3 separate regions of the Mus musculus genome follow, and regions 1 and 2 are each linked to region 3. A link is a loop called in an ENCODE intact Hi-C map of the cell type or tissue named here. Cell type or tissue: left cerebral cortex. All regions are shown on one strand. Links, peaks and the distances in the headings refer to the core of each region. The heading gives the core; the rest is flanking DNA.

Region 1 (10,635 bases), core at 1,140-9,139, 220 kb before region 3:
CATACCCCAACTCCTCCTAACTTAATGTCCTCTTTCTCTGATGCCCCACCGAGCCCAGCCTACACCACCCATACAATCTTCTGTTGTACGGCTATCCACTGGAGCATGGTTGACCACTAAGATCCACACCCTTAAAAAAAAACCAATTCTCTGTCTCCCAGAAGCCATCAACTGTCAATAGCTTCTTGGCTAGGGGTGTGTTTGTGTGTGTGTGTGTGTGTGTGTTGTTGGGGGATGGGGTCTCCTAAGTCCCTCCTCACTCCATGCTCAAACAACAGTATTTAAAACCAAAGATACTAACACAGCACAATCCCAAGATAAGACTAATCTGATACATGCTGAGGAAGGACAGTGGGAAAATTTAAATCTTTGTTTTCTATTATTAAACCATTGCTTCTGTAAGAGCAGCAAACTTCATATGTACTATTTTTAAAGCACAGTAACTCATAATGCGCCCTGGCCTGAATGTGAGTGAGGTATGTCAGGCAGCCCCAGGCAGTACAACATGCAAAGGTGTGTGCAGACTCAAAAGCATGTACAGAATGAAGGCTCTGGTGAGGACCTCATTACCTCTCAGGTGACAGCTGTCACAAACTCCTCAGACCAGAGCAGTGATTTGAGTCTGAATTGCCTTTGGGTTGAACAGTCAGAACCTCCGACTGCAGATGGATTTTTTTGTAGGCTTTGAGTTCAGTTACCAAACCCCAAATAGGTTCAAACCACGGCTCAAGATGCATAGATCCTAAGAAATTAGTCCAAAGTCGGTATTGCCGGGGGTGGGTGGGCAAGAGGACATGGGATGCAGATGTCCTGATGCAGTGAGGGGAAGACCGGTAGTGTCCACAAGATCAGCGTGTCCAGTGCTGGCCTGAGTGCCCGACAAGAGTAAGCAAAGCCTTATATATTCAGGGCTTACTTTGTCTGGACTTACCTAGAACAAGAAAATAAATTCCCTACCTTCTAGCCTACTTCAAAATCCAGCAAGAAAAGGAGAGAGGCTTAACCTCAGAGGCTAGGAGTCACAGAAAGACCAAGTCAGAGTGCCCTGTGTTCTGATCCATGAAGGACTCACAAGCACAAAGGCAGCTTGCACACAAGATGCCTGGGGGGCCCAGAGGAGGGCCAGCGTCCATGCCTGTGAGGGGGTCAGAGCAGAAGCACTGACTCCTGCAATGGGCTGAGTGGTGCCTTTCCAAAACTCGCATCCTTCCTTGGAACCTCCCAATGTAACCTTGCTTGTTGTTAAGTTCAATAGGACTCATGTCCTTATAAAAAAGGAGAGAACCCAAGAAGTATGGAAGGGCATGTGGTCATGGAGGCAGAGCTGAGAGAGGGATGCAGCCACAGGTCATAAACATGAAGGACAGCAGCAACCTCAGGAAGAAGGGAGATGGTGGGGGAGGGCTTGCCCGTCCTACACAGCTCCTGCTTATCAGAACAGCGAATCTGCATTTCACAGTTTCTCTGCAGAGGGAGGTCACCATTCATCCACCAGTGTCAGGCACTATGGCTAATTGGTCTTGGGGGGCAGAGGGAGAAGGCTTCACTGAAAGGTGCATCAGAAAGCTGTGAGTGCAAGGCTCTCACCTGCAGTCTCAGCAGGAGTTCAAGGATCAGAGGCAGGAGAATTGTGAGTTCCAGGCCAGCCAGTGCTACACCAAGAGTTCCTTCTCAAAGAAGGAAAGGACGGAGGGAAGAAAGGAGGGAGGGAGGATACAGTTGGCTCTCCATACCTAAAGATTCAACCAACTGAGGGTGAGGCATATTTTTTAAAAGATTGTTTTTTAACTAAAACTTTATTGTGAGGAACTTGTAAATAAAAAAAAATATTATGCAAAGGGATTATCCAGATCCAAAGTCTTGGACTGAATTCTATACAGCTATAGTAGCCGTTGTGAAGCTGCAGAGCGTCACAGTGGGTTTTACATGGTCACTTCAATTTTTATGCATTTATCTAACACACACACACACAGACAGAGAGAGAAAGAGAGAGAGGAATTAGAAATCAACGACAGAGTTAAAACTTGAAAAACAATTAGCTTTATGTCCTTCTTGCTGACTACTATGTTCTGCACCTGGATTTCACACACACACACACACACACACACACACACAAAACCTGCATTTTTTACTTATATGTGTGGATGTGTCTACCACATGTGCTCATGGAAACCAGGGTCACAGGCAATTATGAGCCACCTAAAGTGGGTCCTGGGAACAGAACCCCAGTCCTCCTGAAGAGTGGCCACCTTAACTCTTCAGCCCTATGGGACATATTTTTTTTAATTCATGTGTCCTGAGCATGCACAAACTTTCCTTGTCCTCCCACGAGCCCCCAAACAGAGTGACACAGCTATTTACACATGTGTGTTCTGTGTTGGATGCTAGCGAACCTCTCGGGGTCATTTAAAGGGGATGGAAGGACACGTGGAGGTGAAGTGCAAAGGCCATGAAGACCTTGAATGCCCCAGAGTCTGATACCCACAAAGCTGTGTGTGCCACCTCCCCAGGGAGGTGGTTGCATGTGTGCTCTCCTCCTCTGATCGTTCACCTTTTCCCTTCTTATACCTCCATGCAATATGCCGTGACGGGCTGCAGCAGACAGCTGTGGCACACAGGGAGGGAAAGGTCAGGAGTGCTGCAGAGACCTTGGACCTGGTGCCTTCGAGCTACAGGCTGTCCAAACATCAACTTTCAGGGTAGCCAAGAGGAAAGGTCAAGCTCACCCTTGCATGTGGTGCCCCTATTTGGAGTCCTTACTCTAGACAGCAGCAGTACTGGCAGGTGGCAGATCAGAGATCAAAAGGCAGACTATGTGCTGGTTTCAGTTCAGGTTCAGACAAAAGTGAGGTGTGCCTCACCCTGGTGGTCTGGCAGGAAAGAGAATGGGAAGGAGCATGGCAATCCAGAAAGGATTACACACGTGGACAAAGCAAGTCAAAGGGACACAGGTTCTAGATGCCTCGGCCTAGACAACCTACCTCTACCCGGCCTTTTCTTTACCTCTAGGTAGGAAGAGTCCAGAATCTAGACCTGTCACTCATGCCCATGCTTCTGACCTCAAGGGCGAATACAGTGACTCTGGAGTCACCTCATCAGTATTTCACACGTTGAGTGTATCATGGTGTGAAAGGGCCATGGACGGATGAAGGTCAAGAAAAGAGCCTTTCTCTACAGAATGAAGTATGGGTCCTGGGGTCTTATCTCTTCCAAAGGCAGGTCTGTCCCTGGAGCATCACTATGACCTGCAGATACAAGCTGACTGTGCTTAAAGAAGAGAGGGAGTGGCTGGCCCACATGCTAGTGACTACCTGAGTCACGGCAAGGGTGCCCCTCACTTGAGTCTTCCATGTCTCCCATCTCCAAGCCATCCTCAGCTTACGACAACCATAAGAAAACAAAAATAACCAGAAAGGGAGAGAAAATGAGCCCACAAATAAACCCAATGAGACAGGAACAAAAGGTCTCTAGAAAGAGTCTGAGAAAACCTGTGGCCAGTGTGCAACCCACCCCGAACACAGTGCTTTCTACCAAGCCAAAGTTCCCAGCTCTGCAAAGAGCAGGTCTCTGGGTCAGACCTTTGACCTGGTAGCCCGAAGCAGGGGCCAAATGATACCCACCTTCACCTAGTTGAAAACTAAAGGCTGAGTCAAGGAGACCCGCCAAGGAGACACTATGCAAGCCAGCCAGAGCCCAGGAATCCTTGGGGAGAACCCTGGAAGAGGACATGGCTTTCCACATAGGCACACCCACTGGGGACCATGGGGACTATGATCGTGTTCTTCTTGGAGCCTTCCCAGGTCCTGGCAGCCCCATCGCTACCCTCCCCGCACACTTCACAGTTTTCTTGTGTTGCTATAACAGTTTCCAAAGGAAATACAAATGTAATGCATTCAGCCCAGAGCGAGTGTGGCACTACCCTGCAGAATATTCTAATAAAGACAGGGGTTATTTATACACAAAGGGAAACTTTCCAAAAGGTTATGTTCACAGCCAAGGTCTTTTAGGGAGGGCAAATGATCAGCAGGTTGGCTCTCACTTCTGATCCATGTAGGATACAGGTCACAGGAAAACTACCAACAGGAGGGCCTCTAGGGTACCTCTCAACCTTGGTGAAGGTGACATAGGACCTGTGTCCTGGGCGCTGTGGGGTGAACAGCGCTTCAGGTACCCTCCCCAGAGCTATAATAACAAAGTGCTCCTGGGCATTTTCTGTGTCCTCTAGGGGGCAGGACAGCCCAATGGCAACTCAGACATGGGGCAATCTCTGCTGTCTGCCAATGGTCTGCCCTCCAGCCAACCCCTTCATTCCACAGACTCTCACTTTCCTCTTTATGGCTATGAATGCTCTTCCTTTTATAACAAGTGTGTGTGTGTGTGTGTGTGTGTGTGTGTGTTGATCTGTGTGAGGGTTCCCATGGCGAGGTCAGAGGTCAGAGGTCAGAAATGCTCCATCTTGTTTTGTGAGATTCTCTTCTGGACTGGAATTCAGTGAGTAGGACAGGCTGGCTAGCAGTGGGCACTAAAGATCTACCTGACTCTGCCTTTCTAGCCCTAGTATTACAAACATGTGCCATTGTGCCTAAGTTTTTAATTCCAGTACCAGGGGTGGATCTTAGGTCCTCTGCTTGCACAGAAGGCACTCCACCTAGCTCGACTGCAGCCTCCTAGAAATTAGGGCAGTCCTGTTTCCTACCACCCAGAAAGCTCTCTCATATCTATAGTCATGTATAGGAGTGGATCTGAAAGCATACAATTGTAAGGAGCAAAGTATATATACTACAGCAAAGACTGCTGGTTCCCAGTGAGCCGGGTCCCACAGAGACCCTAGAAAAACCAGACGTGGGCCTAATGCAAATAGAGACTATATAATGAAGAGGAACCCCCGTACTCTGAACCCACCGGTCTGCAGAGAAGCTCCACACTAGCCAAGCCAGAGAGGGATGGAAATTCCTGCTCCCTTAAGAGCCTCCAGAATAAAAATGGTTGGTTCAGGAAAAGAAGGGGAAGACTCCACCCACCAATGTCAGCATTTGACCCTGAGGCCCCACCCACCAGTGGCAGCATTTGACCCTGCCCTTGAATGGGACTTCCGAAGTTTGTGAAGATTGTCCAATGGCTTTTTTAACAGGCAGTGCTAGAGACATCTCAGCTCTTGGAGGTCATGCATTTGAAGGTCTTCCTTGACTAATTTGTCACCCTTGTCCCTCCATCTAGCTGGTGTTGTGCCTCCAGGTCTCATGACTGTCTCACATTGTCCCTAGAGCCCTCTCCAGTTGAGGCATTTGTCCTGTCTCCCCAGCAACACTCCCAATGATGTCTCCCCTCTCTTAGCCTTCGGGGTGCTGTGCCTCCAGTCAGCAATCTCAGCAGCTTCCTACTGTACTCATCAACATGGTCCAAGCATGCAGGTCCAAGCATCCACAGTCCGGAGCACTACTCAAGCTGGCTTTCACAGCACGCAATACACACATCTCCTCATTTTAACGGCCATTGTTTATTTTTCCAGGGACATTTCATGGCTACGTATAGACGAATTATGATGCTTCCTTCTGGGAAAAAAAAAGATTTTCTAAGTACAAAAACTTATTTCTATTTAAATCAAATTATTTTAATAGTATAAGAAGTTAATAATCACTGCAAATACTGCAAGATGTCCAAATCGCTGACTTTGGGGGGTCAGTGACCTACTACTATTAAGGACCTGTGGAAGGTCGCTCCTGATCTGAGCCCTTCCCTTCTTCCTGCCTCGTCATCCCTCACCACCACGCCACATGACCACACACACACACCATTCACTTCAGCAAGACCACGTTTAAGGATTCTGCTATCCACCCAGCCTGCTATTTTCCTATTTCAGTATAAAAAGTAGCTTCCCAGTGGCGCTTGTGTAGAAGGCAAACGCCAGCACCTGAAGGGATGAGTCTCGGCTCTCTTGTTCTTGTGTGCAGAACCACAACAGATCAAGTGATCCAGCGGGGATTTGATCCTGCCACTAGCCTATTACTGTGGGCTTACCAGGGGGTTACATCTACAGGCTCCCTATATACCACTAAATGATACCACCCAGCACCAGGAGAGCTTGGATATAGTTTCACATCGCCCCACTCTGAAGCATCAACTCCAAAGACACAACCCAGCACACACAAGGCACCCAATTGATGTTTGCAGAGTAACTGATTTTTATATTGCTGGTATCAGTTTGAGACTTCTCTATATTCCTTTCTTTTATCTTCCTTCCTTCCTTCCTTCCTTCCTTCTTTCCTTCTTTCCTTCCTTCCTTCCTCTCTTTCTTTCTTTCTTTCTTTCTTTCTTTCTTCCTTCCTTCCTTCCTTCCTTTCTTTCTTTCTTTCTTTCTTTCTTTCTTTCTTTAGAAAACCAGTATTGTGCTTCCCCTGCCTGATGAAGGCAGTGTGAGCAAGCACTGTCGACAGCTGATCCTGCAGACCTGACATCTATAGAGGCAGCAGCCTGCCCTTTGGCCCTTCTTCTTATAGACTTAAGAAGAGTCTTGGATGTTTCCATTTGATCGACTTTTTATTTGGTGTGAGGAAGAAGTAGCAAATTCTAAGCTCTTCCTGCCCTGAACTGACAATGTGAAGTGCAATCTTGGTTTTCTGAAAATAAAGACAAAAAGAAAAAAGAAAAAAAAAGAAAGAAAGAAAGAAAGAAAGAAAGAAAGAAAGAGAGAAAGAAAAGAAAAGAAAAGAAAAGAAAAGAAAAGAAAAGAAATCTCAAAGCAAGATCAGCAACAACATAAAAATCAGTTACTCCAAGAACATTGATTAGCATTTCCTGTGTATCAGGTCCCATCATGGACAGTGAGGCTTCTGAGTGGAGCAATAAGAAACTGTGTATCCACTGCTCTGGAGGTGGTGTTTATGGTGCCTGAGAAAATAAGCCAGTGGCTACTTCAACAGTAATCTTGACACTAGAAAACTGCTTGTCTCTGTGGGTACCCACAACCTGATTCTTCAGGTTCAAATCTTGGTAGCATATCTTTAGGGATATGGACATGTGATATAATCCCTGTAAACCTTCATTTTCTCATCTGTAGCCTCCCCTCCCCCAGCCTTAATGGTTCCACTGTTTACACCTGGATGGAGCTTGCAGCTCAATCGTTCTGCCACGCCCACTGCTGGAACCTGCCGCTTTGCTGTTCAGAGCCATACACGTGGTCACCCTGCTACTGAACCCCAGGACTATTTGGCGGGAATCGCCCCCCCCCTCCTTCCCCTCCTTCATAACTGCGTGTTGGAATAGTAAAATTGAGCTTTGATCAGAATGCCTGTCTTAGCAGCATCCTTTTCTCGCCCACCTAGCCCTTCTTCTCTTCCAGGTTTCCAAAATGCCTTTCCAGGCTAGAACCCAGGCTGTGATCTGCTGGCCGGACACAACACTCATCTGTAAAGCCAAGGCACTCATAGCTCTGATCACTCTGTAAGGACTGACTTGCCATGAGCAATGTGTGTAGCCCAATGCTAAGATGCAGAAACCCTCACCATCGTGGAGCAAATGCCTTTGACCAGAGGCCTCTTTGGAGACCAGCACCAGGGTGAAGCATCAGCTGCCATTGATGAGTTGCTGGAGATTGGGTGTGAGCATGCCAAGGAACATTGGGCTTCAGAGGGACCATAGTCCTAATTGTTTCCTGTTGCTGTGATGAGACACTGACGAAAACCGGCTTGGGTAGGAAGGCTTTATTTTGGCTTACAGGTTACAGTCCTTCCATCATCCCAGGGAAGACAAGGCAGGAACTTGGAGGCAGAAAAAGAAACAGAGACCATGAAGAATGTTGCTTACTAGCTTGCCCAGGTATCTTTGTTATACAACCCAGGCCCACCTGCCTAGGGACGGCAGCACCCACAGTGGGCTGGGCCCTCTAGCATTGATAATGTCCCACAAACATGCCCACAAGCCAGTCAGATAGTGGCAACTCTTCTGTTGAGGTTCCCTCTTCCTTGGTGACTCTGTGTCAAGTTGACCAAAACTAAGAGCATGCAAGGGCCATCTAGGATCCCTGTACCTTTGTGAACTGGACCCATTTGTCTCCAGGGTGGAGACAACCCCATTGTGCTCCCACCGGGGCATGGGAAGAGGAACCACGTTTATCAATTCTATAGCATTCCATTATGTTAGCAAGGGCCTCTCTTGAGAGAAAGCCTTTAGCAGAGCTCAGTGTGCTGTGTACTCATTGGGATTTAACTGAGCAAGGAGAAGGGAAATATACATCTCCATCATCCCACAACTCCCACAACTGTGACACTCACATGGACATCACCGAAGAGCACCCACAAAGTGTACAGTGTAGAGATACAGGTCTGCTGCAGAGGTAGAGCAAGGGCCAGGGTGAGACTCGGGTGAGGCAGAGACGCTGCAGTTATCAGGCTGGGAATTTAGAACAGCCAGGGCCACACTGCTAAAAACCTCAATGAATGACTACTCAGCCTGAGAAGATAGGCAGCAGAGATGTGAGGGTTCCAACTTAGAGTTAAGACACAAATGAAGGCTGCCATCTGTGGGTTTGTAGCACAGCAGACAAAGACTGCAGTAGGCAAAGGAGGAAAACACAAACTGAAGACATCTTCCTCAAGATGCCAGAAGAAAGAGATCAGAGGAAGAGGTAGATAGATAGATAGATAGATAGATAGATAGATAGATAGATAGATAGACAGACAGACAGGGATAGAGATAGATGATAAAGATATAGATAAATGGGGCTGGAAAGATGGCTCAGTGGTTAAGAACACTGACTGCTCTTCCCGAGGTCCTGAGTTCAATTCCCAGCAACCACATGGTGGCTCACAACCATCTGTAAGGGAATCTGATGCCCTCTTCTATTGTGGCTGAAGACAGTGACAGTGTACTTAGGTAAAACAAATAGACAAATGTTCAGTACATATATTGAAATTAAAGCTGGAATCAGTGAAAAGTGGAAATTCATAGGGTAGATAAATAAGACCGGAAGCTGGTTCTATGCAAAGATCAGTGATGTTCACCAATACGAAGAAAGGAGGATAATACAAATTACAACATACAGAAATGAAAGAGTCATCACTACAGATCCCACAGACATAAAATATGCATCTCTACGGCATATTCTGATACTCCGCTTGACTGTCTCTTATAAATGCACAGCCCTATGCCCTCTGCACTCCTCCCTTTAAAGCCCAAGCAGGAACAGTCTCGGCAAGTGCACTGTCTGCCAGCACTCACGGGAGAAGAAGGCAGCCACCTGGAGAAGCCGAGGTGGACTGAAAGAGAGGAAGGCGAATCGGCAACTGGACGACAGCAAACCAGAAAAAATAGTAAATTAAACTCAACAGTGTAGAAAAGGATATGCATCACAGCCAGCTGGAATTACAAGGGTAGCTCAACATGCTAAAACCAAGTCATAGGATGCATTGAATTAGAAGGTTTGAAAAAAAAAAAAAAAGCCTGGGCTGTCGAGATGGCTCAGTGGTTAAGAGCACTGACAGCTCTTCCAAAGGCCCTGAGTTCAAATCTCAGCGACCACATGGTGGCTCACAACCACCCGTAATGATATCTGACGCCCTCTTCTTGTGTGTCTGAAGTCAGCTACAGTGTACTTATGTATAATAATAAATAAATCTTTAAAAAGAAAAAGCCAGACACAGCAGCACACACCTTTAATCCCAGCATTTGGAAGGCTGGGACAGGTGGCTCTCCCATGAATTTGAGGCCAGCCTGGTCTACATAGTGAGTTCCAGGACGGCCAGGGCTACATAGAGAGACCCTGTTTCAAAAACAAACAGACAAAAAGGTTAAATAAAATCAGAAGTTCACAGCCATAGATGCAGAGGAGGGAGTGTTCCTCATTATTGCAAGATACAAAATTCCATTCAGACAGGGGCACTAACTTCAAGAAATCAACTGCCCAATGGAGGTGGTGACAGGGCCTCTCAGTGAGTCTGGAGCTTCCCACGCTAGACGAGTTGGCCAGCAAATCCACCATCCACTTGCCTTAATCCCCATAGTGCTGGATTATCTAGCTTTTTATGTTGATGCTCGGGAACCAAACTCAGGTCTTCAAGCTTGTTTGAAAAACATTTTGCTGGCAGCCCAAGACTCTTTAAACTCAATTAGATTTTAAAACATGGACCACTGTCCTTGCCACGTACCTCACCTGGAAGAAGTGTATAGATTAAAAAAACAAACAAAAAAACAAAACAAAACAAAAAAAAACCATGAGAAAAATGTGCTGGACTAAGACCTTACTAGGGAGACAAAAATGAAAATGGCAGGAGTAACTATCACTTCCCATCTGTCAAGATAGCCAGAATCCAAACTTTGGCAAAGCCAAAGACCATCGAGGTGGTGGTGGTGGTAGTGGAGAAACCAGGGAACGGGTGAGTTAGGACTTGCTGCCAGTGGAAAAGCCACTTTGGAGGGCTCCCTGACAACTTCTTCTAAAATTAAACATTCTGTGAAACTCCTTGGTATTTATCCATGAGCTGAAAACGTACATCCTCTGGAAAACCCGCACACTGAGATGGATAGCAGCTTCATTCATAGCGATCAATGCTTGGAAGCAAAAAAGAAACCCTTCGGCTGGCGAAAGGGTAAATAAACCGTGGTACATCTAGACAGGGAAGTGTTATTCCATGCTAAAAA
Region 2 (10,635 bases), core at 1,751-9,750, 200 kb before region 3:
AGAGAAGAGAAGAGAAGAGAAGAGAAGAGAAGAGAACAGAACAGAACAAAACAAAACAAAAACCAAACAAACAAAAAAAAGAAGTCAGACAGAACTGACTGTCAGGATCTGCCTGGGTTTCAGTCTCTCCAGGACGCCAGGTAAGCCACCCTAGGGCAGTAGGCAGCTGGATGGCCTTGGTTGTTTTCTGAAACACAATCTTTAAGACAGCTTCCAAATGGTGCTAGCTAGGGCTGTAGCTTCCAATGGGCCACTGGAACAACAGGGCTTGGAGCCATCTATGAAACACGGTGCTGGGTGATCTCTGAGGAAGACACAGAAGAAGACAGTAGTGCGTGCAGAGGGAGAAGAGCTCAACTCAGGCCTGGAGGAAGAGCAGGACGCCAGGAAGGCTCTTGGTGTGTAGAGTAGGGAAGATTCTGCTGAAGATGTTAAGCGTAAAAGTGATGTCTCCAGACTGTAGAGTGGAGAAGGAGACAGGGTGAGCAAGGAGGGTGAAGGAGTCCATCAATAGGGTGTCTTTCCCCGGATCACCTAGAGGAGCCTAGCGCTGCGACAATATCCCCACATGTACAAACTTGAGAAAAACACCCACTACCTTGTAGAGGGAGGATCAAACCGAGTCAGATTGGAAACAGAAAACCAGCAGAGTCCCTCCTGCCTGCCAGGTTGAGGTAGACCATAGCCCAGACCAGAGGGGAGACAACTGGAGTGGTTCCAAACAGGATTAAGCGTGGAATCCCACAGCTTGGATAGGAGAGGCCTGGTCTTGAGAGATGGTGGATGTTCTAGGCCAGCACAGAAGTTTCTACACCATAACAGATGAGTTTAGAAAGGTACAGCCAGGTGCAGAAGAGTTCACAGATCATCAAGGGCTTTCTACCTTTACCCTGCTAGTACACCTTGCCCGTGGGGACAAATGACAAACATACAGATGGGCAATTGAGGTCACAGATACCTCGTCAGGCATAGCTGGAGCCCTAGAAGCCACCAACCCACTGACACTGTACGTTCACGTTGAGAGAAACGCTGGATGTGAAAGGGTATGGCCTCCGTCTGAGGGCAGCATAGTTGAAAGCTCTCCTCACGGTGAAGGTGGTAGACACGGTCATGTCTAAGCCCCCTGTTAGTCTTTGGTGCATGGTACAAAGGTCGTGTTCACTCATCCAGAATGTGAACCAATTATACAGCCAACGCAGGATTTCTATGTGACACGAGAGTCTGTGGCTGTGGAGGGAGAGCTCATGGAAATGTGACAGTTACTCTGTGTATCCTTGCGTCTCATCCTCAAACCGCCTTCACCTCTTCTCTTCTTCCTGAAACGGGTTGAGCCTCTCTAGCCTGACAGTTGAAGTTCCTGGCTTTTGTTTCTGAGTCTAGGCCAAGAGGCCTTCACCACAAGCTGAATTTGTTACTTTAAGTTTGTTCTTAAAAGTGTAATTAAGCCAGGCATGGTGCCGCACACCTTTAATCCCAGCACTTGGGAGGCAGAGGCAGGCAGATTTCTGAGTTCGAGGCCAGCTTGTTCTACAAAGTGAGTTCCAGGACAGCCAGGGCTATACAGAGAAACCTTGTCTCGAAAAACAAAAAACAAACAAACAAACAAACAAACAAAAGTATAATTAAAGGGCAAGTTAATTTCATTGAGGCAGCTTGTTATACTCATTATATCCTACACACTATTTAAACTATTAAGACAGATTATTTGTATGCATATTAGACTGTAAAGAGCCAGTGCATTGTTTGCACAAAAACATGCCTTGTGAACTAATGATGCACAAGTGGGCAATAGCGGCAGTGTGGCTAGGACATGCCAGATAGCACCACTCTAGGCTGTTGGGCACCAATCTTCACTTTGTCCTAGGTGTGACTGTAACTAATCCTGCCTGCCCACCGACAGCCTGGATAAGTACCTTGTGTGCTGTCAGACAGGCTGTAACCCAGCTGCGGTGTCAGCTACATTAGGTCCAGTGCTGGCTGAGCTGTTGAATACCTTGAGTCCGATGACTAAATCTCTCTGTGCCTCAACTTCACACTGAAAAATGGAAGCGAATCTACTCCCTTCTGGGAGTATTCACATAACTGGAGAATTGTATACAGAGTATCAAGAGAGCAGGCCTGGGCAAACGCTCTATGGTTTCTTCCTGTCTCTTACTGTTTCATAGAAATGGGGTGGGCCCGTAGAGATCAGGTCAACAGAGAATGTCTTCCTCAATTGCTCCCCACCTCTACTCTTGAGGTAAGACTCTTGCTGAATGTGGGTCTTCCCAATAGACTAGTCTGCATGGCCACTGAGCCCATGGGTCAGGTGTCCCCACAACCCCAGAAACGGGGTTATGACCTGCACCACCAGGCTTAGCTTTTCTTTTCATGTGAATGCTTGTGTGACTTTACCCACTATGTCAGTTTCTTCGGAGGACAGTGTGTCTACTGGATTTCCAATCTCTACTTCCTGATGACTCTGTAAGGAGGAAATTAAAACGGTCTGCCGAGAAACACAGGGAAGCGACCCCCAGGAAGCGAGGAGCTCAGGTCTCTGGCTTTATCCAAAGCCTGCATTGACTTTGGAGCTCCGAATCACTCTGTGCACATCACCTGCCTTTGCAACCACGGATCAAACACCCCGAGCGTGGCAGAGTTCAGCGTCTGGCCAAGTGCACCTATCAAGAATCTGAAGCACTGAGGGAATAGAGTGAGAAATGCAGCAAGTGGTCCTACACTCATGTCTACACTTTTACAATGAAAGAACATCAGAACCAAGTGGAGGGGAAGGACCAGGCAGAGGGATGGGTGAAAGACGAAATTCTACTCCGACTACTACGTCCTTGTGCTCTGCTCCCTGTAGTCTCCAGTCACAGCTGGTCCACAAGCAACTCTCATAATCTTAGGATCGACAACTTTATTAGCCTTTTGTTTGGAGATCATTCAGACGCGAAAGTTAGAAGAATATTACAGAGTGTCTTCGGTACCCTTTTACACAAATGCACCAATCACATGAATTTCACCACGCTTGTTTTTATCATAAAACGCTCTCTGCCTGAGCTATTTGAGAGTGAATTCCGTACATCATGTCCTTTTATCCCTAAATACCTGCATATCTATCTCCTAGGGAAAAAAGGTTGTCTTTGATGTAATCACAATACACTTATCAAATTCAAGAGCTTTTGCATCGATATACGCCTCCTGCCTACGTTAGAACCAGGGAAAGAATAAGAGGCTGGGAAGCCAGAAAAACAATGCGTGTGGAGTCCTCTCTGTCCGCTGCCTCTGCCAACGGGGCCCCAGTGTCCTTGAAAACAATGCTTTCATACCTAGGATCCAACCCAGTACCTTGCCTTGAGTTTAATTTGCCCAAAACTATTGAATTTCTCCTTTATCAACCTGAACATTTAGGGGTTTGGTGCTAAGTACTACCTTACCTTGAAAAAAAAAACACTAAGAATGTAAATCATGGGAGGCAGATAGAAGAGCTCGGCTGATAAGAGGGCTCACCTAGCAAACACCAAGACCTGTGTTCAGTCCTAGTCACCACATAAACACGATGTGGTGTCATCTGCTGGAATCCCAACACTAGGAGGTAGAGGCAAGAGGTCATTGGTGGCTTCTCCACCACATGTTCAAACCTGCCTGGACTATATGAAAACACTATCTCAAATACATAAATAAGTAATAAATTAATTAATTAATAAGCAAACAAACAAAATGACAGTTAGGACTGAAGATATATCTCTGTCAGCTGAATGCTTGATTAACATACAGGAAGCCCTGGGTTCTGCAACCCACAAATGCAGCCCGGCAGCGCACACCCATAATCCCAGCATTCCAGAGGTAGAAGCAAGAAGATCAGAATTTCAATATCACCCTTGACTTCAGAGAAAGCTCAGGACAAATCTGGCCTATATGATATCCAGTATAAAAACCGAGAGAGAGAGAGAAAGAGAGAGAGAGAGAGAGCGAGCATGTGTGCACTTGGCGACCTTGTGTTTCGAAAGCGTCTTGAGTGCGGAAATTGATGCCCCTGCATCGTTGGACACACATGACGAGTGACCCCTTCTGTTTAGACATCACAGGGACATTATGGAAACAACGATGTGAAGACTGGCCAAGGCTCTGAGTGCATGTCTAGTGCAGACAACAAACACAACGACACATTGTGTCAATGTTGTGAGGTAAACCTGAGAGCTGCGAGCCTGCGCACCCTCAGCAATCTGCCAACCTGCTCTCTTCCCCACACTCAGACTGAGGGGTGTTTGGCCTAAGCGTCAAGGTGTAGAGGTGTCATTTCTACGGGCCAACACAGATCACTGTTTTCATCATAGGATTTAGAGGGCATCCTCTGCCAGCAACCCAGTGTGTGCCCTAGTAACCATGAGCCAGCCAAGTCCTTCTGTACACCTTGCTGTGGTTTGAGACTACGCCCTGGTTTCACATGCTAAAAGCTCAATTCTTCGTTCACATATCAAGGGTTCCAGCGAGGTGTAACCATTGAGTGGCTGGTTCATGGACTCAGCTGTGAGGCAATGAGCTAGTACAGAAAGGGCTTTGGATGAGCTGAAGCCCTGGCAGTCACGTGACACCCTCTACTATGGTCTGACGCAGCACAAGGCGCTTACCAGAACCAGGCAGGGTTGAACTCCTGAGCTTCTAGACCTGTGAGCCAAGACAAACTTCTTTTGTTCGTAATTGACACAGTTTTCTATATTGGGCCACAAAAGCAGAATGCAGATTGTATAAATTCTACCATCAGTTTTAAAACTTGTATCGCTCAACCCTCCTCACAAAAAGGGTCCAAATATTAGTTGAAGCACAGGGACAGGGGAGCCACAGAAGCAAAACAACCCCGTGGAAGGGTGTGTCTGAGGTAAGGACAGGCATCCACACGCAGGTGGGCCATGAGAAGGAGGCAGTCATGTGTATACATTTGTTTCTTTTAAATAATAATAATAACTTTCTTTGTTGTTGAGAGATCAAGAGATAAACCAGTAGTCCTGTTTTCTCTTGCTTTTAGAGAAGAGCCTTGTTAAAGGAATACTTCAGCCCTTATCCTGTATCTTTTATTTGTTTATTTATTTGTTTATTCTCTGTATGTGTGCATGTGTATACATGTCGTTTGTGTGTGTGTGTGTGTGGTGTTGGTGTATGTATGCATGTGTGTGTGTGTTTGTGTGTTGGTGTGTGTGTGCATTTCTGTGTGGTGTGTGTATGTGTGTGTGTGTTGGTGTGTGTATGTATGTGTGGGGTGTGTGTGTGTGTGTGTGTGTGCCTGAGTGCATGCCCATGTGCCTCTGTGTGTGTGTGTGTGTGTGTGTGTGTGTGTGTGTGTGTGTATGGTGTGTATATGTGAGTGTTGGCATATGTATGTGTGTGGGGGTGTGTCAGAGAACTACTTACAGAGAGTCAGTTCTCTCCTCTGTTTTCACCACATGGGACCCGGGAATGAAATTCAGGTCATCAGGTTGGACAGCAAGCACCTTTAACCTCTGAGCCGTATCATCAGCTTGACACTCTCTCTCTCCTTAAATCGCATGTAGGAGAACGGAAGTGGAAAATTTGGTGCACTGCGGTAGCCTCTGCAGTGCTACCAGCTCAGGGCTGCCTGACATTCCCCAGTCTTCCTGCAGGGACAGCAGAGTCCACGTCTGAAGCAAGCTCACCTTTACAGCTGAATCCAGGAAGGAGAAATTGCTAAGAGAATATATTGACAACGCAGGCTGAGCGGCTTCTGCACACACGATAGAAATCCCTTCCCCCAACTCTTCACACTCAGCTGGTGCCGTGCAGAGCAGTTATTACTTTAAAACAAAGCCGTAGTGCGATGGCCACCCTGGACACACAGCAGACACTGAGAAGAGCACTCTCAAGTTGAGGATGATACTTGCCTGTTTAGTACACACAGGACTCTCAGTTTGGTCTTCAGCACTATGCATGTGGATTCCAAGTTGTCGGTATGGCGGCATACATTTACTGAACGGCACAGCAGTGCCCTTGATGGGGACAACCTTGTTAGGCAGTTGCGTGTACCTCCATGAGCCTGATTTCTGCTAAAGGACAAAGGTAACAGGAATGAGAAGGCCTTAGAAAAAGGTGGGAAACAGTGCAAGCTGTGTCTGATGGGGTAGAGTCTCTTGAATACATAATAGACTGTTATCGTTCAACAGCAGAAAGGACTGCTTTAAAACAGGCACAAGCAGCAGTTTTGGAAAGTTGAACACAGAACTGTGCAGTGATGAACCATCCAAGGCCTCTATGCTCTAATCATTTAAAAAGGGGTTTTTAAGCAAAAACTCCTCAAAAAAAAATTCCCCTTCTCAATAGCTGCAGGGTGAGAATGTCCCAACGGTCCTTCGACTGACGGGTGAGCAAATAAATGGTGGTGGTGTGCGCACACAGTGAGATGTCCTCAGCCCATAAACAGGAGCCTAGTTCTGACAGGCGCTTGGTGTGCACTGGCCTCAGAAAAGGAGGACAAGACATGCCGAGTGATATCCCACTCTGTGGTTGTGGCCCATGCTCAGCAGAACAATCCAGCTGCACTGAGGGTGGGTGGGCAGGGCCAGCCTGGAGATTTGATGGGTCTAGTGATGTGCTCTGTAAGGAAAAATATAGATCCAGGTGGAACTGAGGTTACAGCAAGTTGTGACTACAGGACATCTTGATGCATAGTATGCTGGCAGATTGTTCACTTTGCACTGGTTACTTTTACATTCTGTTGGCTTTATTTCAATAAATAAAGCTATTGCTTCCCCTTATGCATGTGTGTGAGAGAATATGTGTAGCACGGAGGGAAACAGCTGTGCCTGTGTGAGGGTCAGAGCAGGGTGCTGAGCACTCTGTCACTCTCTACTGTAGTCCCTTGAGATGGGGTTGCTCGTTGAACCTGGAGCTGGGCTGGAAGCCAGTAACCTCCAGTGATTCTCAGCACCTCCATCTTTGGGACTCAGGGATTGCCAGGGGCCACGCCCAGCTTTCTATGTAGTTGTTGGAGATTTAAGTCAAGGTTCTCCCACTTGTACTGCAAGAGCTCTCACACCCTGGGCCACCTCCTCAGCACCCTTACATATTTATTTTATATATTTATGTTTCCTTATTTATTCTGTATGTGTGTGTGTGTGTGTGTGTGTGTGTGTGTGTGTGTGTGTGTGTCTGTGTGTGAGACTGCTTGTCCCTGAGCATTAACAGAAACATGCAGAGGGCATTGTACCCTTCAGAGATAGTCATCGATGTTCTGGGGTCATCTGGTTCGTTATGTGGTGCTGGGATCCAAATTGCTGTCTTCGTGATTCCGCAGCAAGCAAAACAATTTTCCATCCCACAGTAAAGCTGTTTTTCAAAGGGGGGAAATGGAGGTGTTAATAGAGTCTTTCCAAAATGCATGATGCACACAATACTGCTCCCAACTCCCTCTCCTGTAGAGTTGGGTCAATGCCACGTGGAATGACACACACTGAGACACAGAGGATCTCTTGGAACCCAACAGGAGAGCCAGAGGCCCTGAGAAGAGTAGGCTTCAGAGGCAGAGCCATGAAAACTCCATGTCATCACCAACAATAACTGTGGCCATGACCTCAGTATGCCAAGGGTCTGGAGACCTGGGGAAATTAGAATTCCTCGAGACAGTGCTTCCCCTACAAGGAGTACCAATCAACACATTACCATCGACCTAGAGGGGAGCACCTGTGAGCCCCTCAACCCCATGGGAACCTGAGTATCCAATGAGATAAAAATCCAAGGCATGGCTTCCACAGGCTAAGAATACGGCCTCATCCTTTCAAAGAATCCATCAAGACTCTCAGGGACTCACACATGGAAAATGGACATTCAGAGTTCCCTTCCTCCTTCTCTTGTTTTTAAATGAAAATGAAGGCATGACAGCATTTCCAGAGATGCATGAAGTACCAGACCCTGAGCAGGCGCTACATCGGCTGCTCTTCCTAACAGTCCCACAAATGGAACGCCTAGGAATTCTGATGGCCACAGACACGAGACACTTGTCCCAAGGTGACTTGTCAGTTCAAGGTGACTTGTTGCCAGGTTAATGCCAAGTGGGTCCCAGTCCCCAGAACTCAGAACTCTATGTTGAGGCTCTCCACAAATAGATGTTTCTAGGGCAAATCTAGCTCCAAGCATAGTTCATATAGAAAAGACCTGGAGCTCAACCTGACTGGGCTTCAAAGAAGTTGTGGATTGAAGGCTATGTGAATTAAAATCCAAGCTCCCCAATTTGGGAGACATAGACATTCTACTGTGTGCTGTGGATCCATTGGGCCAAGGAGCCTCGGAGTCCAGCCAATTTGTCCCAGTCTCGGGGAAGAGTTTGAGTTAAAACCACTAGGACCAACCACTGGGGAAGTCTTAGAAGCAAGGCACCCCTGATGATGTTCTTAACCAGGGACTGATGCCCATTCCAGAGTATTCTGCCCACCTAAAGAGGTGTTTCTATAAGAAACTTAATCCCTAGCTTAAAAGGTGGTCCATGCTTTGAAGTCCAGCACTCAAAAGGTAGAGTCAGGTGGATCCCTACGAGTTCAAAGCCAGCCTGGTCTACATAAGCAAGTTCCAGACCAACCAAGGCTTCAGAGTGAGACTTTTGTCTTAAACAAAACGAAAGATCATGTTTGGGGGCAGGGGTAATGACTCAGTGGGTGAAGCTCCTGTTGCTCAAGCATGGTGACCTACCTGAGTTCGGATCCCTGCCCCCACATAAAAATCAGGCACGGCAGTGCTTGCTCTTAAGCTCAGGACTGGGAGGTGGGGATGGGTGGATCCCAGAGTCTTGCTGGCAGCCAGTCCAGTGGAAATGACAGACTCCAGGTTCAGTGAATACGGTGTGTAGAGGTCGAGGAGGGCACTGAGCTTCCACTCGCATCCACATAGGAAAACGAACACACCACACTTTGATCATCGAATTTGTTTGTCAACATTGCCCGTATTATGAGCACAGAACGCTAAAGAAAACAGCAAGTTTAGAAGCTGCTGGCTACATCTGTGCAGTTAAAATCTGAACTCCACACCATGACTTCATATCTTCTCATTGTTGGGAAACAGTGGACAAATACAGGCTTTCCTCCTACCTGGTTGAATACTCTTCCAAGAGCCCTGGCACCCTGGATGAGACGTCCGCAGAACCAGGGAGAGAGAGTTGGGGCTTGAGTGAAGTTAGCTCTTCCTGTGACTACTGCTAGCCTAGCAGCCTGAGGGTGGCTGGTCTTTACCTCTGAATTGGTATTTTATTATTTATACGGATGGCATGTTCTGTTTACACTCTGCCTAAATTATTTTTAGGGAAAAAAAAAACTTGCAACATGATTAGTTCTGGATGCTCTCTTGGCTTTTTTTGTTTTTTGTTTTGTTTTTCCTTAGCATTGATGAGTTCTAGAACATATACATGATTTGTCCTGGGTATACAAAAGCAAACCCAGCAAAATGGGTTGTCAGTGGACACACTTAAAGCACACACAGAGTATTGCTGTTTGGGATAAAAGTAAAAGCCAAGAGTCAGCACACTTTCTAGTCGATGGCCAGAGAGGAAATATTTTAGACTTTTCAACAACCAAGTAGGTTCTGCCGTCATGACGATCCTTGCCTTTGAAGCATAAAATCAGATACAGGCCTTATATCAATTGGCTGGTGTAGTCCAGTGTCAATAAAACTTTATTTATAGAACCTGCTTACAGGTCATCCCTTTAGTTAAACAGCCTTTCTCCAGCAGCATCTTTAATATTGGAGGACACTCCAGAAATATGCATGTTAAGAGTGTAGCTATAGCCAGACCCAGGGAAGTGTAACTGTAGCCCCAACAGGGAGTTAGAAACAGAAGTATCAGGACTTTAAAGCCAACCTAGGCTACATAGTGAATTCAAGGCCAGCCTGGACTACAAGAGGTCTCATCTCAAAAAAAAAAAAAAAAAGAAAAGAAAAGACTACAGTGATATGAGTTTTATATGTTTATTTCTACTGTGCTAGCATTTGTTTTTCTTGATTATTTACTAACAAATAAATTAAATATTTTAATTGTATTTGATCACTTTTGAATAAGCTGCAAAGTCGCATATTTTCTTGTGGTCTATAAATCACCCTTACAATTTAGTGTAAAACTTTTATCAGCCTGATTGTTTAAATGGCCTCTTAGCTTACTACACACATGTGCACACACGCGCGCGCGCGCACACACACACACACACACACACACACACACGGGAACAAGCTAATACAGCCTTTACCACTTGCTGGAGTTGTACACTCTCAGGCAAGCAGTCTGCTTGTTCTTTCAAAGTTCAAAACATGTACACATTTGTTATATTTGCAACCTAATATCTGTCTTGTCCTATGTAAAACCTTCTAAAGGGCTGTACAGATTTCACTTGAAGCTGTATGAACTTTCTGGCTGATCCGTGTTTCATTTGCAAGAAGTTAAATTAGAGGCCTGAAGGAAGTACTATGAATCCAGCCCATGTAATCATTTGTTTCCTGTCTGTTTAGAGGTACCAATAATCAAAATATAAATCTTTGAAAGTAGGGTATGCAGCAGCTGGGTTCTGCCTTTTAAAAATCAGCCAAAGGGGCCGAGGAGACGGCTCTGAGGATAAAGTGCCTGTCATCCAAACATAAGGACCTGGGTGAGGATCCCTGAAATCC
Region 3 (10,635 bases), core at 840-8,839:
TTAAAATACTTAGGAATGGCAGACAATGCCTAGACACTGCAGTCTCCCACTATCACGCCCCGCTGCAGCACCTCCCTCCCAACGCCACAATGCAGCTGCTCTCAAGCATGCTTCAGGTCCACCCTAAAACCACAGGGCTACACTGTATCCACTGTATCCACTCCCTTCCCCTGCAAAAGGAATCTTTCTAAAGATACATTTTTCTCTGGATACAACCACCATGTTGCAGAGGGAAATGGTAGACCATCAATTATCTGTCAGCAGCAGAGGGGCGGGAGCGGGGGGCGGGGGAGCAAAAAAAAAAAAAGCAAAAAACAAAAAATAAACACATTTCGTTATCAAACATGGCACTTGAGACCTCATGAGCATCAGGCAACATGCAACTTCAACAGTACCAAGAGTTTAAAAAAAAAAAAGGATAAGACTTTAATTATATGCACAAATATTCCTGGAAGGTCCTGAATAAGAAGATTCTAGGCTTTCCCCAACTAAGGAAGTAAATAGGAACACAGGCCTCCATTTTAAATCACCTTTCTTTCTTTCTTTCTTTCTTTCTTTCTTTCTTTCTTTCTTTCTTTCATAGGTAGTATTTGGAGGACCCTCCAGCCCCACCCCATTTCCACCAAGTTTCTGCAAATGTACTCTTCAGCCCGTATTCCCTGTGGGAATGGTTTTTCCCCTCCTCCCACAACAATCTAATTTTTAAAAAAATCTTGTTCTTTTTCTCCATATTGTTTCTGTTTTGGTGCCCAGATAGAAAGGCATTCACTCCCCCACCCTATTCAGTTCAACACTCCCCCTCCCCGAAATTCTCCACCCCTCCATTTCTTCACCCCTCCTCTTTTCCACCCCTCCACAAGTCCATAAGCAAGATTTGTAAAAGTTAAAATTGGTTTCCACAGCAGCATTGATTTCAAAGCAAACACCATCCTAATGAGCAAAATTCTCATAAATTAAATATAAAAGGCAATATTGGGAGGCTTCCATGAAGGAAACAGAGGACTCATCAGGTCCCTCAGCACTCCACCCTCAGAAATGGGAACATTTGTGACACCAGGTTTTTTTCAGAGACAGAACTAGATCCGTGCCTCAGTTTCCACTTTTGTAAGAATAGAAAACTGGGCTGAAAAATAACTGCCAGGCTTTTGTTTGTTTTGTGGTTCTGCAAATTTACTTAATTTACCTGATAGAAGTTAAAATGGGTTAAAGAAAAGGAAGTTGGGGGTATTAAGTTTCCTTTGTGGGTAATTATTTCATTTTTAAGAAATGTAAAATGTCGCCAATAGCCAGGGCAACAGATTTCTGTGCCAAAGGTCATCAATTAATTGTGGCACAATGCAGCCATGTAGACCAGAGACTTGAAAGGAGGCAAGGTGGGCTCAGAACTGCAGTCTCAAATAAGTGGGGACATTTGAAATCACTGTAAACACACACAAAAAAAGATGTTAGGAATTTGATGTATCATTAACATCATAGTGAACTTAAATAAGCACTCATATGAGCAAGAATGAACCATACAGAAGATTCTAGATGTTTCCAGGTGTGTACTTTGAAATCAGACTGTATACATATTCACATTTACAGCAGAATTACGCTTTTAGAAGTTTCCCATATATCATCTAATCACTGAAATTGCAAACGCACCAACACCAACAGGATTATTTTCACTTATTAACAATTTTCTGCTTTACTCAATGTGGCCCAGGGAGAACAAAGACTTGACCCCATCCAAAAAGATCAAACCAAACGCCACCGCGAATTAACACAGCCTTCTACATTTTATTTTTGATAATCGAACTATTTTGTTGAAAAGTGACCCTGTTCCCAGTGAATTCACAAATTTATTCAGATAGCCAAAATACTGAGACGTGGAAAGTTTCCATTCTAATTAGTGTTGTGTGATGTTTCTGTGGTCATTTCAACAATTTTCGTGTGTGTCTGTGTGCTTTTGCTGCCCCCACCCCAGTACTTTAAAAAAAGTAAGGAGAGACATCCTTTTAGCTTGGGATTCCCCCCTCCTTTTTATCTTTCTTTTTTCTTTTCTTTCTTTCTTTTATTTTTTTTTTTGCCAAGGAGGAAAAGCCGCAGTGAAAAAAAAGAGAAGAAAAACCAAACAAGCAAATGTCACTTGCCAAACAACTAATTACTGTCTTTTCATCAGCTGCCACCCCAGAGTCTTCTCAGAGCGCTGAGTCCCCCCTCCCACCTTGAAAAGGACAAAAATTTTAAAAACGCCATTTCGAAACTAAGAAGCCATTTACAGACAAATGTCATTTTCCAGTTTTATCTTATTTATGAGTCTGTTTAAAACAGGATTTTATTTTTTACTTGTGTCTCCACTCCCAAAGAGGCCGAGTAACAGGAAAACCTGTGTGTTAATTGTTGGCTGCACGGGAGGGGGCACAGTTGGGGGGTCAGCTGCTACCATTTAATGCTCCTCTTTGCTTTTCAAAAAAGCCTGTAAGTCTAGAAGGGGGGGGGGGGAAGGTCACATTGTAAAATGACGTGTCATTTGGCTTCACTGGGCACTTTGCGTACTTTTTTTTTAATTTTAATTTTAATTTTTTGATCTTATTCGATTTGATTCTTCTTCTCTTCCTTCCACGGCCTGGCCTAGCTCAGGACACGTCTGCTCCGCGCACAGTCAGTCGGTCCTGCCCGAATCGCCCCGAGTCGCGCCCAGAGTCCGCCACGCTCCCTCCTCCCTGGCCCCCCCCACTTCGGCGCCACGACTTGCCCGCGCCCCCTCCCCCCTCTGCACCACCTTTACCGCCCCGTCCTTTCCGAGGGGCTGATGTCACCCGCCCCCCCACCCCGGCGGCTACTTCCCTCGCCAGAGTCTCCCGGCCGAGGTCCCCGAGTCCCCCCTAGTGGCCTTGGCCTCTCTTTGGGCCCCCTCCCAACAAATCGCACACCCCAGTGAGGCGGGTCCCCCTCCCTGGGCCCGCCGGCCCGTTTCCTGTCCCTAGCCCTACTCTGTCGCAGTCCGAGGGGCCCTGTGAGCCTCCCCTCCCCCTCCCGACACGCACCCTGGCCCCTGGCACTAAGTAGGCCTCGCGAGGACGCGAAGCCAGGGACGGGGGGGAGTGTGGCCAACTGAGGGGACGAGACCGAACGAGGGGGTCCCACGCCCAATTTGCAGCCCCCGCCCGGCCGAATTCCGCCCCGGGGTCCCCTTGACGGCCTCGCCCCCTGCACGCGCGCGGCCCAGCGGGCCGGAGGGCCTGGGAGCGAGCGCTAGAGCGCCGGGGAGGGGGGCGGGCTCGGCGCGCGCGGCCTTGCGGGTCGCCCCGCGGCACTCCCGGGCCGGGCCCGCTCCCCCCCGGGCCGCCCTTACCCAGCAGCAGCAGGCGGTGCGTGGCCCGGTAGACCTGCTTGTCCTTCTGCAGCTGCTTCTCGATCTTTTTGTTGGCCTCGCGCTGCGCCTTCTCCTCGTTGCGCTGGTCCTCGGTCTTACTGTTGCCGAGGCAGCCCATGGCGGCGGCGGGGCGCGGCCGGGCTGCGGGGCGGCGGGGACGGGGCGGGCGGCCTCGGGCGGGCCGGGAAAGCGGGGAACGCGGGGAGGGTGGCGGCTCGGACTAAGGCAAGCGCGCGGCTCTCCGCCCCTCGCTCCGGGGCCGAGGCGGAGCAGAGCAGGAGCCGCGGGAGCTGCTGCCGCCGCCGCCGCCGCCGCCGCTCTTATTGCCTCGGCCCGGGCCCGCCGCCCCGACCCAAAAGCGCCGCGGCGGGCGGGGGAGCGGGGGGAGGCGGAGGCGACGGCGGCGAGGGGGGTGGGAAGAAGAGGAGGAGGAGGAGGGCCGCGGCTGGGAGGGCGGGCGCGGGCGCCGGGAGGCGGTGCCCAGAGGCCGGGCAGGGGTCCCAGCACCCACGTCCGGCTCGGGCCGGCTCCACGGAGGGGTCGCCCCCTCGCCCCACCCGCAGTTCGGGGCCGGGGCCTGGCCGTGCGGCGGGGGGAAAAGGGGGCGGCCCCGCGGTGGTGACGACCCCTCACACGATGCCAGCGCTCCACCCCCGGGCCGGGCGGCCCCCGATCCCCCTCCTCCTGCAGCAGCAGGGCGGGCAGGCGCCGCCAAGGGGCCGGGGTGGGCGGAAAGGGAGGGAGTGCGGGCCCGGACTTAGGAAAATTTCGAAAAGGAGAGAGAGAGAGAGAGAGGGAGACACTGAGAGAGCCAGAAAGCAGGGAGCTTGGAGAAAAGCTAGGAGAGCACTAAGCATAGGACAGAGCAACCAAAAAGGAAAATGTGTCCACACACAAGCACTAATAAAGATCCACACTACACAGCAATGGTGGTGGAAGGTGGTGGTGGTGGATGTGTTGGTGGTGTTGGTGGTGGTGGTCGATGGCGATGTAGATGATGATGGTGGAGGGGTGGGGGGGAGGCTGACTAGATGAGCCGCTCGTCGCGCCCCCGGCGCCCGGTGCCCCTGGCCCGGGATCGCCCACGGCCTCTGCGCTTGGCGCGACCACTCAGGAAGGAGAAGAAGGCGCAGCCCAGGAACACTCTGAAGCAGCAGGTCGCCCCGAACACGAAGCCGCAGCCGCGGCCCTGCTCTGTGCGCCTCTGTAGCAGGAAGTTAAGCACCCATGAGGGGCTGCGAACCGAGAACACCAGGAACACCACGAGGGGCATGTGCGCGCTGAGTGCGCCTGCCTTGGCAGGCCCAGGCCGCCACACGACGCCCCCCACGCGGGGAGGCGCGTAGTAGGCATCATCTTCTTCATCAGTGTCACTGTCCCATTCGGCCCAGGCCCTACTCGCGCCCCCGGTGGCGGCGCCCTCTCCGAACCCGGCGGCGCCCTGCGCGGCGCCCTCGTCTTCGCCTGCGGCGGTGGCGGCGGCGCCCTCGGGGCCTCGGGCCTCTGGCGGAGCTTCTGGCACATTCTTCTTCTTCTTCTTCTTCAACATCTTCTCCAACTTCTTCCTCTCTTTCTCTCTCTTCTTCTCCTCCTTTCTCCTCTGCTCCAGCAGCTTCTTCTCCATCTTCTTGCGCTCTTTGTCGGTCAGCAACTTTGCGGGCGGCACATCGCGCCCGGCGTTCACGAGGACCCTGACGGACTTCGGGGGCTTCGCGGGGATCCCGTTCTTCTGCGAAGCGAACGGTTCTGCCAGCACCGCAGCCGCCACGGCAGCTTCGGCAGCCACTTCGGCGGCAGCCGCGGCTGTCTTCCTCTCGCTCTCGGCCGCTCGGGCTTTGAGCTTCATGGCCATCTTCAGCATGGTGCCCCGGCCACCTCGGGGTGCTTGGTTCGCGCCTGGCTCGGGCGGTCTGCTTGCCCCCGGCCTCGGGCTTCCCGGCTCCTGTGCGCCCCGTGTCGGGGGGCTCAGCTGCAGTCTCCGCTGTGCTGTCTTGGGGTCACCGAGTGCGGCTTCCCGGGCTTCGTAGGGGGCTGATGGACTGGCTGCCTAAGAGTTAGCGTCAAATAGGATGAGCAAACAAAAAAAGCGAGAACAAACAAACAAACAAACAAACAAAAAAAACACCCAACAACAGCAAGAAACCGAAAAGCAAGCAAGAAATAAGAACTGCCCAACAACTCAAAAAGGGGGGAAGAGAGTCTAGAAAAGACAAAAAAAATAAAAAAAATAACACAAGAGAAAGGAAAGTGCAAAGGTGCAGATGACAAGAGTTTGCTATTACCCTTAGGTGCTCCTTGGGTTAGCTCTTGGGGATGCCAATGGAGAAGAGAAAAGAGAAAAGAGAGAAAATTGGAGGGTGCCTGAAAGGCGCGAGGCAGGGCAGCGGCGCCAGGCGCCTCTGCCCTATCCCGGCTCTTGCCTGCTCGGGCACCTCGCACTTGGGCGGGAAGACCCCACGCTCCCGGACTTACATGTGAGTGAGACGCACTCACACGCAAAGCAGCGCCTGCCTGCCCGTCTGCCTGCCGCCGCCAAGCGCTGGGACAAGGGTTCGCTCCAGCCGGTGCTGCAGCCCCGAGCCCAGAGAGCCGGGAGCTAGCGAGCGCCGCTGGTACCAGCCACCTGAAGCAACCCGCTCCGCGGTGCCGACGCGACTGAGTGTCCCCGCCGCGGAGCGGGTTTTTCTAACCAGCCTGATGACGCCCCAACCTCTTCAGAGGACCGACCCATAGGCAATGGCCCCTATAAAGCGAAGGGGACGCGCAAAAAATCGGCCCACTGAGGACGTGCTCAAATGGGCTGCTCCGCAGGCGGGGGGTGAGGTCCAATGCGCGGGCACCTCTAGTGTGGGTAGGGGGCGCGGAGAACAATCTATTGAGGGGTACGGGCACGCCCAAGACGGTGGGCACCCGACCCCGCCTCCTAGACCTGCCTCCCAATTTTCCGTGTAGTGGTGTAGCCCTGGGCAGCGTGGAAACTATGCGACGATGACAACGACGCTTACCCATGTGCGCCTTCTTACCTCAGCTTCCCAGATAGCGCACGCGGGGACGGCGGCACACCCCTCCCACCCTGCGGCGCGTGCTCGTGGATGTGGGTGGCGGCGAGCTAATTAATCGCAATGCCCCATATGGGGGTTCGGATCTCCTCACAAGTAGTATTATGTATACCCGACTACCACGGATAGAAGAAGCAGGCAGCATTATGCAGGCGAGGCAACAGCCGAGAAGAAGAGCCATGGCGGTGGTGCACACGGAGTCCTTCTAGGTGGGAGAGGTGGTAGCCTGGCTCGGGCGCCACACGGGGCTCTAGAATAAAAGGGGAAAAGTACTTTACCGAACATGAACTTTTTGGAGAATTGTTTCAAAACTCAAGAGTGTCCCGCCCCACTCCTTGGCCACGCTAGGACATGGTAGAGAGCACCGGGCTAAGTCAAAGATTTTGAACCACCTTCCTCGGGTGGACTTGAGGGTCTGCCACCGGGGTCTATTTGGAAACAATTCATTCCTTCATTCATTCAATAATCGGCCCACAAGTACCTTGTGCCCAGGTGGACCGAGCCAAGGGTCAGACTAAGACATGGCACCTTCCCTGAATGGGACAAAGCAGGCGCCAGTAACCCCAGATCTGCTAAGTAACCATAAACTCTCTTCTAACGTAGTCTTCCTTTCATTTTCGAACACAGTTCGCAAAACTTGGGATGCTGGGGAGAAGGAAATAGAAATGTAGACTCTGAATACAAACACACCCAGGGGCCTGAAGGGGAGAGGGAGAAGGGCTTCGAATAAGTTATTGTGGACAGCTCTATCTTTGAAACTAGGAGGACACCTTTTGATCACTCGCTCAGCAGTTTTAGGGTACTCTTTCTCTCAAGTTTACCACCTCAAAAGTCAGAAAGGCTGCACCATATAAAACTCCTGCGCACTGTTTTTCTTGGTCTTTGCTACTACAGCTCTACCTCCAGTCTACTTTAAAAACAAAACAAAAACGGTTTCGAAAGAACAACAGAAAGCGATTGAAAGTAACCAAGGACGCCTTGGAATTAAGAGCAGGAAGCTGAGCCTATCAAATGGGCCTTTGCTGATTTTAACTCAGTCTCTGACTTTCTCTGTGTCCTCAAAATTTACTTCTTATCCACGGCTGATTATGGCTTCTCTTCATTACAACACACACTTTAAAAAGTCCAAAAACCTCAAAGCAACTACTGCCCCAGGTTGATACTCTTTTTTTTTTTTTTTTTTTTTTTTTTTTAACCTAACCAGAGTGGATGGGAAGACTCCAGCTGTGCTTGCGTTCCTAATTCTCGGCAAGGGATAGCCTGAAGACAGGGACTACCTTTTACTTTTTCACACAGTCAACAAAAACTTCTTGATTGAATTTGATTCATCTGTCATTTGTGAAATTAAAGACTTAGAAGAGAGAGGACCTGGCCAAAAATTTCGGTTCCGCTCCAGTTGTTCAAAAGCCTCTTCCTTCCGGCTTCCAGTGTGCTGAGGCACAGATACATTGTATTTAAAAGGTAAGGAGTTAACAACAGCCAACACAGCCTCCATGCCTCTACACTAACAACATAATCATACGCTGAGTGTAATGAAGAGGCTGTGGGTCTTCTCCTATTAGATAAATATCACACCCAATCTTTAAAAAGAGTGAAGTGTCTGATGGAATACAGTGACACATGTAGGCAAGGCACAATTGGGACCATTGTCCTGGAAATGTGTAACACAAAGTCAGGGTTCTCTCCATTCAACTCCTAACTTAAACATTCGGGGGAGGGCTTTTTTTTTTTTTTAATTTTAACTGTTAAGTTTTACCTGTATTTTATTATGACTAACCAGGGATCCATAAAGAAAGGATTTACTTTGTAAATAAACGGCAGCAGGTGGAATCGAGGGTTTATAGGTAAGCAAAGGACACCAAGAGCCTGAAACACAAGCTGCTTTGTGGTCTGTTCGGTTTTCTGTTTTCACTTGACACAAAGTGAAAGAAGAGATTTTATTTAATTGGTATGGTTAGCTGACACCATCTACGGTTTCGGCCTAGCATTGACCTGCCCAAAGCCCTGAAAGCTACATATATGTTTTGCTTTTCAAAAGTCTTCCAGAGTTAGAACTCACAGTGTAGAACTTGTGAGTTACCAATTGATTTTAGTAGATTGCCCTGCAGCTTTAGACACTTACATTATTGTTTTGAAAGTAAAGCAAATGAATTACCATAATTCCTGGAACACTGCACTAGAAAGTGTTCTCATCAGAGTCAGGGACACGTGGACATTACAGAAACCTTAACGCTCCAAGTGAGACCATAAAATATATTGGCAGAGAGGATGCAGGCTCCTCCCTGACTCATGCTAAAGCCAAAAAGTTGAAATAACACATTCCTAACCTGAAATACTGGGTCACCTAATATACAGCTTGATGGCACACTTCAAGCTTGCGGTTTGAACTCTGCCGGCTTGTAATTTTTTTTCCTCAGCCCTTCTGTATCTTTCTTTCTGAGTGTGAATGTTTCATCTGCTTTCAGAAGCAACAACATTGCTATAGGTTAGAATCTTCGAAATTGTATTACTACTTAATGATGTCGCTGAGTTTTAAGACAAGAATGTTTTCTTGAGCCTTTCATTAGTTGGGGTCATTGTAAGCTACTTTCCAAGAGCCTAGAGAAAACACAATTATGATATTATTTTAATAGCCCAGGAAACAATAACTAGGCTTCCACTGAAACAGAACCCTTAGCTGTAAGGCTTTAATAATAGTACTTAGTGATGCATTCTATCTTCAAAGCACATTCCGCACTTTAATTAGCTAGATGACTGGAACTGTGGCTGCAGATAAATGTTACTTGCAACTTTGGCCATATTGAAGGTGAAAGCAGGTACTGTGTGGAGCTCCTCTAGGCCTGGCTAATCTCCATAAGAAGGCTTTAATACTCAGAACTAGAAAATTTTAAATTTTAAAACATCCAATGTCATGACCATTCATGACATTTTTTTTTCATGTCATATCCACTGGTTAGTATTTCAACTACAAAGTAACTCCAAACATGCATTCTACATTAGATATTTAAATGTCATTTCACAAGTTCTAAGTCAACTACTGAAGAATGAACTAAGCACGTGAAATTTCCCAGTTGAATAATATCCATCAGCTAATCCTCAAATAATATATCTTTAACTTAGAATAGAATCTCAGTCTAGTTCAATCCAACTGGCCAAGGTGATTGGACCCATTTTTTTCAGTGTGTGCATTTTGGTTTGGTTTGGTTTTTTTTGTAGCCTTCATTGACTATCTGTGACCCAGATAGGCAAGTGCCACCTGTACGAGAAACAAGCCTAATTCCCCTCCCTATAACGTATAAAATAGGGGACTGGAAGGAGATTATAGGAGCTCTCTTCCCTTTGAAATTTAACTCTAAACGGTGTTTGATTCTCCTGGCTAACCACTCTAGACAGCAAGAGATAAAGAAGAGAAAGATCCACTAGGAAGATGTGAGCAGCATAATCATGAACCACAGGCCTCATGAGCAACGTGCAGAAGGAAGAGAGGGCAGCTCCATTTACCCAGGGCACACCAGCTTCAACGGGATACCAGCCTAGCAGAGAGTACTACTGGGTGAAAGGCTATCAAAGAGTTCTCCCAACTAACAGCTACTTTCCCTAAAGTAAAAGTTGGTGCAACTGGTGATGTGATCCGACATGAAGAAGAGTAGGTATTGAAACCCTCCGCTAAAATACAATGTCTTCAACTAAGGTAAGTTTGTTACATTGGGTATGGCAGTTCATGACTATAATCTCAGAACTCGTGAACTTAAGGCAAGAGGAGTTGTTTGAGTTTGAGGCTAGCCTGGGCTATAGAGTAATACCATATCTCAATAAAACACACAAAAAATAGCCTCTGCCAAATGTTTATATTTTAATTATCTTCAGATTCTGAACAATCTCCCCACTCCCCAACCCCTTGCATTCAGTTTTTCAAAATTAGTTCTATTGTAAGAGCTAGGCTAGCTAAAAACACAAGCTGGCAGCAAATATTTTGTAGCAGAATGTAACTTTGTGAGTATACATTTATATCTTTGGTTTTCACTGACCAAAAAGCATTTTCAAATAGTGAATGATTTGATAAGTCCTACTTTGGGACAACTGAGATTCTGATGGGAGCCAGGGGTCCTTCAGTTCCACAGCGCTCTCTTTGTCTGCTGTTAGGAAACCCCAAATTAAGTTATCAATGTGACATACCTAATCACATGTTTAATTCATCTAGAGGTGTAGGTACCTTTT

The links. A loop is a pair of places that touch in the nucleus more often than their neighbours do. Peaks named below come from ENCODE experiments on the same cell type or tissue, not always from the same donor. Only the 100,000 strongest peaks of a DNase experiment are listed, where the experiment ranks them.
Region 1: a loop joins it to region 3, with 2.4 times the contacts of the local background. A loop is called at or near these places in 16 of 42 quality-filtered maps.
Region 2: a loop joins it to region 3, with 3 times the contacts of the local background. A loop is called at or near these places in 16 of 42 quality-filtered maps.

Annotation. Positions count from the first base shown.
Region 1 is chr2:174,541,003-174,551,637 of GRCm38, reverse strand. No RefSeq gene overlaps it. Among named protein-coding and RNA genes, the nearest start is that of Gm46781, 61 kb to the left of the region's middle. In left cerebral cortex, for the core only: a CTCF peak has its summit at 4,215 (motif pointing right); no DNase peak of the experiment used is centred there.
Region 2 is chr2:174,527,869-174,538,503 of GRCm38, reverse strand. No RefSeq gene overlaps it. Among named protein-coding and RNA genes, the nearest start is that of Gm52540, 55 kb to the right of the region's middle. In left cerebral cortex, for the core only: a CTCF peak has its summit at 5,605; a DNase peak (open chromatin) is centred at 5,600.
Region 3 is chr2:174,323,137-174,333,771 of GRCm38, reverse strand. The region is part of intron 1 of Gnas (GNAS (guanine nucleotide binding protein, alpha stimulating) complex locus); the gene reads right to left. It overlaps Gm30189 (predicted gene, 30189), which reads left to right and starts at 6,385. Exons shown (of 4, transcript NR_166448.1): 1 at 6,385-6,626; 2 at 7,622-7,878; 3 at 9,807-10,108. In left cerebral cortex, for the core only: CTCF peaks have their summits at 4,063 and 4,751; DNase peaks (open chromatin) are centred at 4,629, 5,105, 6,069, 6,321 and 6 more places; H3K4me3 peaks cover 5,349 bases; H3K27ac peaks cover 3,575 bases.